2 separate regions of the Homo sapiens genome follow, and region 1 is linked to region 2. A link is an interaction called in ENCODE POLR2A ChIA-PET data of the cell type or tissue named here. Cell type or tissue: PC-9. All regions are shown on one strand. Links, peaks and the distances in the headings refer to the core of each region. The heading gives the core; the rest is flanking DNA. Region 1 overlaps TMED10 (transmembrane p24 trafficking protein 10). Region 2 overlaps BATF (basic leucine zipper ATF-like transcription factor).

What was found. Peaks named below come from ENCODE experiments on the same cell type or tissue, not always from the same donor. Only the 100,000 strongest peaks of a DNase experiment are listed, where the experiment ranks them.
Region 1: POLR2A ChIA-PET joins it to region 2 with 13 read pairs; 3 of 35 experiments call an interaction of 5 or more read pairs at or near these places.

Annotation. Positions count from the first base shown.
Region 1 is chr14:75,142,287-75,147,667 of GRCh38, forward strand. TMED10 (transmembrane p24 trafficking protein 10) reads right to left here. Exons shown (of 5, transcript NM_006827.6): 3 at 5,378-5,381. Among named protein-coding and RNA genes, the nearest start is that of NEK9, 18 kb to the left of the region's middle. RefSeq lists a silencer at 5,180-5,381. In PC-9, for the core only: no CTCF peak of the experiment used is centred there; no DNase peak of the experiment used is centred there; H3K27ac peaks cover 1,149 bases.
Region 2 is chr14:75,533,148-75,538,528 of GRCh38, forward strand. All of the region lies in intron 2 of BATF (basic leucine zipper ATF-like transcription factor), which reads left to right. Among named protein-coding and RNA genes, the nearest start is that of BATF, 13 kb to the left of the region's middle. RefSeq lists an enhancer at 455-524. In PC-9, for the core only: no CTCF peak of the experiment used is centred there; a DNase peak (open chromatin) is centred at 2,954; H3K27ac peaks cover 4,187 bases.

The DNA.
Region 1 (5,381 bases), core at 222-5,221, 390 kb before region 2:
CCTCATTTTTCAAATGAGGAAACTAAAGATTCCATAAAGTTACTCAGCCCTTTGGGTGTCCAACCAAAATTAACAGTACCATGGTCTCTTAACTCCCTACCCAGGGTGATCACAGCATTTAAACTGCCAAACTCTGCTGTAAAATTCGAGAACAGAATCCCTGACTTCCAAAAGCATTTATGCTCTCTGTACCCAAATCTGACCTATCTTTCAAGCCTCCTTGAAAGCCTCCTTCAACCACTCTTGTCCACACTGTCTTCCCTGAAGCCCTACAACACATACTGTGTCACACAGTTAACACTCAATCATATATTGTCATATTCACAAATTGTTTTATTTTTATCCTGTCCCTCCACACTAGTTTGGCTCCTGAACTCAAGGAAATTAAAATGATTTATAGTTTATATAGTCGTAAAGACCTGAGACTTGGTAAACACTTGTAATTGACCTGTTCTGCCCACTCTATGCCTTCTTCAAAGAAGCCAACTTTCTCAAAGTAGCTAAGTGCTGCTGGTCCCCTGAAGCAAGTGTTTCTTGTATACTAAAAGCACTCTGCATTGATTTTTTTTCTTTCTTTTTTTTATTTTTTTGAGATAGAGTTTTGCTTTGTCACCCATGCTGGAGTGCAGTGGCACGATCTTGGCTCACTGCAACCTCTGCCTCCCAGGTTCAAATGATTCTCCTGCCTCAGCTTCCCGAGTAGCTGGGATTACAGGCGCCTGCCACCACACCCAGCTAATTTTTGTATTTTTAGTAGAGACAGGGTTTCACCATGTTGGCCAAGTTGGTCTTGAACTCCTGACCTCAGGTGATCCACCTGCCTCAGCCTTCCAAAGTGCTGGGATTACAGGTGTGAGCCACCGCGCCCAGCCTGCATCTATTTTCATGAGGCCCGCCGCCTAGGAGAAAGCCTTCTCTACCACCATATCTATTAACATCATTCTTACTGGTCATGGTAGGTACTGTTTGGAAAAGCTACAAGTTACAAAGCCTTTTTCTGTATAACACCTCCAAAATACCAGTAAAATTAAACTCTTCTAAAACCATATCCAAATCTTCCATTATAATGAAGATTTGAATCTAAAGAGTTCACAGAGTTATATGTAACTGTACCAAGAAAAGGTATTAATTCTCTGAAAAAACTGCTTCTTAAAACAGAGGTGTTAATCTAACCTCTAGGGAATCTCTAAATTCTTTTCCTTGGTGGAGCATCAAGATCCAAGAGAGAAGCTTCTTGTGACAAGACAAATTCAGTCAAAGTAGTTTGCTGCCTCCATGCCTCCCACCACAGCCCCCACCAACTCCAGGAGCACAGCAATAAATGTGAAGACCATCTAGTCTAACACAAGCAAGATAAACATAACAGAGCTGGCACAGTGGCTCATGCCTGTAATCCCAGCACTTTGGGAGGCCGAGGTGGCCAGATCACTTGAGGTCAGGAGTTGGAGACCAGCCTGGCCTACATGGTGAAACCCTGTCTCTACTAAAAATACAAAAATTAGCTGGGTGTGGTGGTGCACACTTGTAATCCCAGCTACTCGGGAGGCTGAGGCAGAATAATTGTTTGAACCCGGGAGGCAGAGGTTGCAGTGAGCTAAGATCACGCCACTGCACTACAGCCTGAATAACTGAGTGATACTCTGTCTCAAAAAAAAAAAAAAAAAGGACTTTGGATCTAGTACATGGAATCAGAGTTCCTCCTTCCTGAGAGCACTCAGAGAAACAGAACTTTTGGAAAGTCTTCAGCTGTTGCTCCAACCAGGGCAGCTGTGTTTTTGGAATATAGATTGATAGCAAATGACAGACAAATAGAATCGCCTAGGCAAAGCGGTATTTTACTCGTGGGACACACAGCCCAGGAGTTAGAAGATGTGTCAGATAGCTCCTTCTTTGTCGGACAGTAATTGCCTGCATTCTCCCAACTGCACAGACAGTAAGTCCCTACAAACAACTGCTCTAGTTCACAGATGACAAACTAAAAAGAAGTGGCTCGGTTCACATCCTGAATCTACAAAGATACACCCTCTGAAGGGCAGAAGTGAGACAGTGGTCAGAGGTTCATAAAATAAAATGCAAGAAATCAAAATCAAAAGTGCTTTATTTCCGAGGACAAAGGCATTCTTTCTCTTTAAAGAATTCAAACAACAAGACTTAATGCTTCTTCACAGTATGACAAGCATTCTGTCTTCCAAATAATATCATCTTACATTTGTATTGTGTTACATAGCAATTTCACATGGATTAATTAATAACAATTTAGGTAGGTAGTGTGGTACAATTACTATTCAATCTTACAGGACCACATGGGATTTCAGAATTATGAGTCCACAGATATGAGGGAGAGATGTGTTGGACATGAAAATTAAAGAAGTATGCCACATTCCCGAATCTTAATGCTGATGCCAAAGATTCCAAATCCTCTGGAGATAAAGCCTCTCCATTATCTCAAGGGCCTGAAATTAAATCGTTCAAGTGATTCTCTTGCTTCAGCCTCCCGAGTAGTTGGGACTACAGGTACCCGCCACCATGCCCGGCTAATTTTTGTATTTTTAGTAGAGATGGGGTTTTCGCCAGGTTGGCCAGGCTGGTCTCCAACTCCTGACCTTGGGTGATCCACCCACCTTGGCCTCCCAAAGTGCTGGGATTACAGGTGTGAGCCACCGTGCCCTGCCAGCTAACAGCCATTTCTAAGCAAGGTTCAAGGCAGCCTTGCTGCAGACTGAAGAAAGGGCTGGTCTTCGGACTGTGTCATAGCCATTCCTCCTCTACATCAATCTGGTCTGCTGCTGGGGAGCAGGGGTGAAGGGCAGGAGGGTGGGGATAGATGTTAAAGAAAGTAGTGGGGAGGAGTTTCTTGGTTAAGAAGCAGAACCTTGGAGCTGTGTTGTAACTACATGCGTAAAGGCAGGCTTAGGACATGTCAGACGTCTGAAGCAGGAAGCAGGCAAAGGAAGCACCGTGGTTTTCTTTGGGCTAGGGATTCCCCTCTTGGGTTAAGCAAAAGGTCAGGAAAGATAAAGCCCCTTTCCTAATGTCTATAAAGTCCAAGGATGATGGAAATTCCAGGAGGTATAGGGGTTCTAAAATGCTATACGACAGCTGTGTCCAAAGCATTCTTTATATAAACCCACAATAATGTCATCTGTTTTTGAGGGGAACTAGCTATGTCTACTGTCTAATAGGGCATTGATGTGTTGTTATTTAATAAATACCCTTGGGCTGGGCGCGGTGCCTCACGCATGTAATCCGCCAGCACTTTGGGAGGCCAAGACAGGCAGATCACGAGGTCAGGAGATCGAGACCATCCTGGCTAACATGGTGAAACCCCGTCTCTACTAAAAATACAAAAAATTAGCTGGGCGTGGTGATGGGTGCCTGTAGTCCCAGCTACTCGGGAGGCTGAGGCAGGAGAATGGCGTGAACCCGGGAGGCGGAGCTTGCAGTGAGCAGAGATCCCGCCACTGCACTCCAGCCTGGGCAACCAAGCGAGACTCCATCTCAATAAATAAATAAATAAATACCCTTAATGACAGGCATCATGTTGGAGAAAAAGATTACAATAGGTAAAATTCCACAGAGTACAAATTCAACTGAGAATGGTCCACAGTTCGGGAACAGAAGCAGTAACCACAAACTGGAAATCATTTTACCTATTCTTCTACCTTATAATAATGAGAACATTCTCCCTAGTGTTTTATATCTTATAAAAGCACTTTAACATAATCTTATTTAAATATAATTAAGATTCTTCTGAATCATGAAGGTTTAAAAAAATTTTTCAATTTACTCAAGTTCATCAAATAAAGAGGTCTTCTTGTTTTATTTATTTAAATTAAACTAGCCTGGAAACAGAAACAAACAATTGAAAATTCTCTACCGGAAACTGTCTCCCATTCACAACTGTATCACTTGCTCCTATTTACTGCCTCTAAATAACGCTACCTAGTTTCATTCAATTGAGGATTTGAACAAGGAAAGAGCTGCAACTGTTGTACTACTTCCTGTTGCAGAATTAACCAGTCATTTCCAATCTTCTTCCATTTTAGGATATTTCCCTTCCAAAGTGCTGTCCAAAGAGAGAGCAACTTCTGTTCCACTATTCCTAGACAATTTTCCTAAATCACTTAAACCAATTTTCCTTCATTTACTTAGTTTGCATTCTTCAAAAGCCCATTCTATTTCCTGTACCCCACTCCTCCTTCATGCCCTTACGTACTGTTTTGTTGGGTAAAAATACTCTTATCTTTCTGTAAAGATCAATTATCTAGTCTTAAATAGTTCTTGTGGTTTTTCAAAGGTGCCCTTCATTTGAAGAACCCTTTTGTGCTGCCCCCAAGTCTCGCAGAGATGAAAAAGGCTGTTGTCCTTCTCCTCATTCTGTGTACACCTCCATCTCCCTGTCACCCAAATAAGTGTCAGTTTTTATTAGTCTATAATAAATAACTTCTTATCAGCATCAAATTTCTATTATCACCATTCCTAGTCTCTTGCAGCTTTTTCCTCCATCCTGCCCTCTTCCTTGAAAGTTTGAAATTATTTTAACTAAAAACTATCTTTGACTATTGTTATTTCCCAAACACAAAACAGTTGTTCAAGACTAAACAGCACTGAATCCATGCCCCAGATAGATAGATAGATAGATAGATAGATAGATAGATATACAACTGTTGGTCTTGGGGAAAAAGTCTTAGGAATTAAAAACAAATCACTTTTCTTAACCTTGGGCATTAACAAATAACTGAATTCCAGCTTTAAAAAATTTAAAATATCTCTCTCTACACACACACAGTTCAAGAGAACTAATGCCATATGCTTCAGTGTTTTATCAAACCAACATTCTGTGGGACAGTTTGTTCAGTCTTTGGCTGACAGCACAGCCAGAATTATTCTTCAAGGCTGTTTTTTTTTTTTTTTTTTTTTGAGATGGAGCCTTGCCCTGTCGCCCAGGCTGGAGTGCAGTGGCACGATCTCGGCTCACTGCAGCCTCTGCCCCCCAGGTTCCAGCAATTCTCCTGCCTCAGCCTCCCGAGTAGACTAGCTGGGATTACAGGCGCACGCCACCACTCCTGGCTAATTTTTGTATTTTTAGTAGAAACTTGGTGTCACCATGTTGACCAGGCTGGTATCGAACTCCTGACCTCAGGCGATCCACCCGCCTTGGCCTCCCAAAGTGCTGGGATTACAGGAGTGAGCCACCGCGCCCGGCTAAGGCTGTTAATACCACTTTTTGTATCAGTAAGATCATGGCTGGCTGTCACAAGACTGCTAAGAAACCACAGCCCTTTGGGCAAAGCACAGCCTGTTGGCCTGCCGAGGTCACAGAAACCTCACAGCATAGCACACTGCTGCCTCCTCTGGCTGTTAGAGCAGGACATACCTCT
Region 2 (5,381 bases), core at 150-5,149:
GCTCCATGCTGGTGTTGATGCTGTAAAGAACGACTGTTTGGGAGGCCAAGGTGGGCAGATCATGAGGTCAGGAGACTGAGACCATCCTGGCCAACACAGTGAAACCCTGTCTCTACTAAAAATGCAAAAAATTAGCCAGGCGTGGTGGCGGGCGCCTGTAGTCCCAGCTACTCGGGAGGATGAGGCAGGAGAACGGCATGAACCTGGGAGGCGGAGCTTGCAGTGAGCTGAGATCACACCACTGCACTCCAGCCAAGGCAACAGAGTGAGACTCCGTCTCAAAAAAAAAAAAAAAAAAAGAATGACTGTCTGTCTACATAGGATGATGGTCCTAGGTCACAAACTGACAGCTGCCTGTTCAGCAGATGTCTTGATGGAGCTATTCTCAGCAGCACCCAGACTTCCTTCTCTTGAGCAGAATGGGAGTCTCCCCAGAGTGCCCTTGTGCAAGCTTCTCAGAGGTTTTCTTACTCCCCTCTTTTGAACTTAGTCTAGTCCCCTGCTTCCTAGGAGGGGTGGGTTGGGTCCACAGTATAAAGGCCCCTTCAGATTGTGGGATATCTGTAGAGGGTTCCACTACGGGTTCACATGATGGCTTGTGGAGGGAATAACAATCATAATAGTCATACTACCTTGTTGATAAAATTTCAGAATTAAGTGGGAACTCAGAGATCTTCTAGGGTGACTTGCCACATTTCCAATGAGGAAACTGAGGACGCCCAAGAACCCAAACCTCTTGCCTTCCCACCAGTCTGCTTTTGTTTCATGCCACTTTGCTGAACAGAGCTTTACTAGGCAGGTGTTTACATAAGGCCTATTGCAAAGGTGGGCCAAGAAGCAGGCCATTAACCAGAACACTTGAACTGCCTAGACACTCATCAGCTCCAGAACATACGGCTATACATGAGACCAGAAAGAGAGTGAGTCCAAACTTGACAGGGGCTGAAGTGTAAATGTTTCTTTGTTTAAAGAGATTTTAAAGTTGTAATCCAAAATTAGAAAGGGCAGTGACATATTGGGGAAAATATTTGCATCAAATTAAAGAAATGAAGGTTTAATATTTATGCTACAGAAAGAAACTCTTATAAAGCAAAACATCAGGACTCCAATAGACAAGTGGGCAGAGGCAATGAACAGAAAGCTTACATAATATTTTTCCTACCAAAATGAAAATACCCTAATTTCCTATTCTGATTATGAAAACGATACACACTAAGGCAGGGTTTCTCAACCCCAGTGGAACTGATACTTCGAGTCCGATAATTCTTTGTTGTTGGGGATTGTCCTGTGCCTTGTAAAATGTAAAATTTACCCACAAGATGCCAGTAGAACACCCCCTCACCCTGCTTAGTTTGATAACCAAAAATATTTCCAGAACTTGCTAAATGTCCCTGGAAAGGCAAAATCAGTCCTAGTTGAGAACGCTACACTAAGGAGAAAGACACATGGAAAGTTGTTCTTTCTCCTTAATACTTGACAACCTGTAACATTAACATGAAATTAAGAAGCCTTCATCAAGCTAATTGGCAACAAGTAAATTATTTAAAATTATAACACCTAAATGCCAGTGAGGTTGTAGTGAAATGGATAGAAGCATTCGCTAGTGGTGACATTATATACTTGATATGACCCCTTTTCAGTAATACTTCTCAGGACTGGGAAGATTGAATGCCTCCTTTGCCTCATTCATTTCATTCCTAGGAATTTCTCCAAGGAAATCACTGAACAGAGACAAAACCCAGTGTGCATCACGATGTTCATCTCAGCATTATTTTTAATAGTGACAATTTGATAGCAACCAAGATGTCCAGCATTAGAAGACCACTTTAAGTAAATTGTGGATAATCAATTTGATGATGCAGTCATTAAAAATTATGTTGACTATGTAGATGTGACAAAGTTATGACAGAAAGCAAAATACAAATTGTATGTGTACTATGATTGAAATTTTGTAAAAATAAGTATGCATGTTTGTTCAAAAGGATGAGATGGCCAAGTGGGATGGTTCATGCCTGTAATCCCAATACATACGGAGGCCAAGGCAGGAGGATGACTTGAGACCAAGCTGGGCAACAGAGTGAGATCCTGTCTCTACAAAATATAAAAATAAAAATAAAAATAATTAGCCAGGCGTGGTAGCTTGCACCCAGCTACTTTAGAGGCTGAGGTGGGAAGATCACTTGAGCCCAGGAGGTTGAGGCTGCAGTGAGCCCTGATTACATCACTGCACTCTGGACTGGGTAATAGAGTGAGACCCTGTGTCAACAAAAAGGATGAGATCTCAATATGTGTAAATGAAAACAGCTGTATTAAGGGACTAGGATCATGGGCGTTTTTAACTTTTAAAAAATATCTTTAATGTAGTTATACTGTATTTTTTTATTTTTAAAGAAACAGAAGAAAATGGCCAAATAGAGAGCTGAAGGAACTCTGGAGGACATCAAGTACAAAGAGACAATATTACTGAGCTCGAATTTGGGGATCAGGTTTTGGTAGGAGACCTTATAATTTATACCCCAAATAGGAATACTTCGAGAGTGGAAGATGGAACTTGTAAATATTACACCAGGAAAACAGGTGTCCCAGTAAATGTCTGGTCACCCTAGACAGGGAAACCAAGAAAGATGACATGAAGCTCTTATGAAAACTCAGAAGTGATAAAGTTCAGAGTCAAGTAGAGGGGACTGGATTCCTATGACCAAAATGTGATTTCCTGCAACTGAGGACCCTGTAACTAAAAAAGGGTACTCAGCTGGCATAAGAATATGTCTTATCATTAAGAGAGTAGGATGACACAGAAAATTATAAAGCAAAGGCCATATTATCAGTACTAGAGCTGAGATCAGCGGAAGTGATTCATCTACTCAACAAATATTTATCAGCCAGGAACAGTTCGTTCTAGGCACTGAGAATATTGCAGGGACAGGACAGACAGAGTCTCTGATTTCACGAACCTTACAGTCAGTTGGAAGTCAGGCTGGAAAACAAATAAACACACTAATCACATGACATGTAAAGTGCTTCAAAGAAGATGAAATCATGCAATGTGGAAAGTGTCTAAGGGACGGGATTGGGGCAGCGATCAGGGGAGGCCTTCCTGAGGCCCTGGAATTTGAGATCAAAGGTGAATCAAAGAGGAGACTGGAAAGATCTGGGGAGAGGGTGATCTCAGCCTAGAGAGCCTTGAGGCCAAGCTGCGAGGCCAGGCAAAGGTCAGAAAGGTGCTTGGTAAGGTGGAGACCAAGTTCAAGACCATAAGGGAGTGAGGAGGAACTCAGTAATAATGGCAATTGTAGGGCTGAGCACAGTGGCTCACACCTGTAATCCCAGCACTTTGGGAGGCCGAGTTGGTTGGATCATTTGAGGCCAGGAGTTCGAGACCAGCCTGAGCAACACAGTGAAACCCCATCTCTACAAAAAAAAATTTTTTTTAAATATCCAGGCATGCACCTATGGTCCCACCTACTTGGGAGGCTGAGGCGGGAGATTTGCTTAAGTCCAAGAGGTCGAGGTTGCAGTGAGTTGTGATAGCACCACTGCACTCCAGCCTGGGCAACAGGGCAAGATCCTGTCTTTAAAATAAAATAAAATAAAATAAAATAAAATAAAATAAAGGCAATTGTGCTGCTAGGAGCAGGAACTGGATGGGGCATGTGGTGGGGACCCAACTAATTCAAACCCTGCCTGGGGGATTTCTCTGAACCTAAACTCTGATCATAAGTTGAGAAGCAATAGCACCTCACTAGGCTGTTTGACCGTTTAATTGAGAGGGCAAATGTAAGAACAAAGCAATATTGTCATTTTTTTTTTACACTGTTCCTTTGTTTAATGCAGACAGCCTGCCCTTTTCCTAGAAATCAATCAGATATATTATCCTACATGAACACACACGTTCTTCTTTCTGGTTGCTTATAAACTCTTTAAGGATATCAGTAGTTTCAGGGGCTTGGCCTTTCACAACTAGGCAAGTCTCCTTTGTTGGGTATGAATGGAGAGAGGGTCAAATTTGAACTAGGGAAATGGCACGACGAAGTTCTTAAAGTGGTTGTAATTCTGCCACTCCCACGCTGTTGGTTCAGTTTGGGGAATAAACAGAGGTTTGACCTAGGCCTTTTGAAAAAATGAATCTCTTGGATTCATTTGGAAGTATCCCAGATTTACAAAGTAGAAGCTATTAAAGTGTTTGAGTGGTGGTTAATCACTCTCTAGGAATTCTCATGGACATCACAGATTTACTCAGCTGACCCTTCTTCATAGGCACATCTCAGATTTTGGAAAATTATTCCAGATTATAAGTTGGCAGTCAAGCAACGTGATTTGATCGAACACTTACTCTATGGCAGGCACTGTCCTTGTCACTGAGAACAAAACAGTGAAGACAATAATAGCTCCTGCCCTCACAGAGCTCAACAATGTAAATGGTAAGGAAACGAAACGGTTAAAGTTATAATTAATGAAACACGAATAGATCCCTGAGCTCTTGCCTTTCCATTATATGAATGAACTGTGCTGGACTATTTAGAATTGTTTCCACCAATTTAAGAATATAATAGTAGTGTGCTTAAATGGACATTTTGTTTTAGAAATTTTTTTAACTAGAAATAGTCTCCCAACTCTTTAAATTTTTTAATATTATACTATAAATGATAAAATAAAATACATATTTAATAAAATGAAAATATGTAAAAATATAAACTCTTTAAGGATATCAGTAGTTTCAGGGGCTTGGCCTTTCACAACTGGGCAAGTCTCACAAATTTAATTTGTTTGTTAACAAACAAATTTAATAAAATCAAACACTATATAGTTATGTTATATTTTTATTATTTTGAGATAAGGTTTCACTCTTTTCCCAGGCTGGAGTGCAGTGGTGCGATCATGGCTGACTGCAGCCTCCACCTCCCAGGCACAAATGATCCTCCCACCTTGGCCTCCCAAATAGCTGGGACTACAGGTGTGTGCCACTATGCCTGGTTAACTTTTAAATTTTTTGTAAAGATTGGGTATCACTATGTTGCCCAGGCTGGTCTCAAACTTCCGGGCTCAAATGACCCTCCTGCCAAAGAAGCCTCCCAAAGTGCTAGGATTACAGCAACTGCACCTGGCCTTATGTTATTATTAAAAGGAATCCACTATGAACATGATTTTTTGCCCATTTGGCTCACTTAGGAAGCATTTTTAAAGTCTTGATGCCTGCAACCACTCCAGAACAATTAAATTGGAACCTCTGGGGGTCTGGCATCCAGGAATCCAGACTGTTTAAGGCTCTCCGGGTGCTGGCAGTGTGCACAGCCAGGGTTGAGAATCAGAAGCAGTACATTTGCAGCCTATCAGGTCTGTACCTGAATATGTGGAGTGAGTAGAATGTGTGGAGTGAGCAG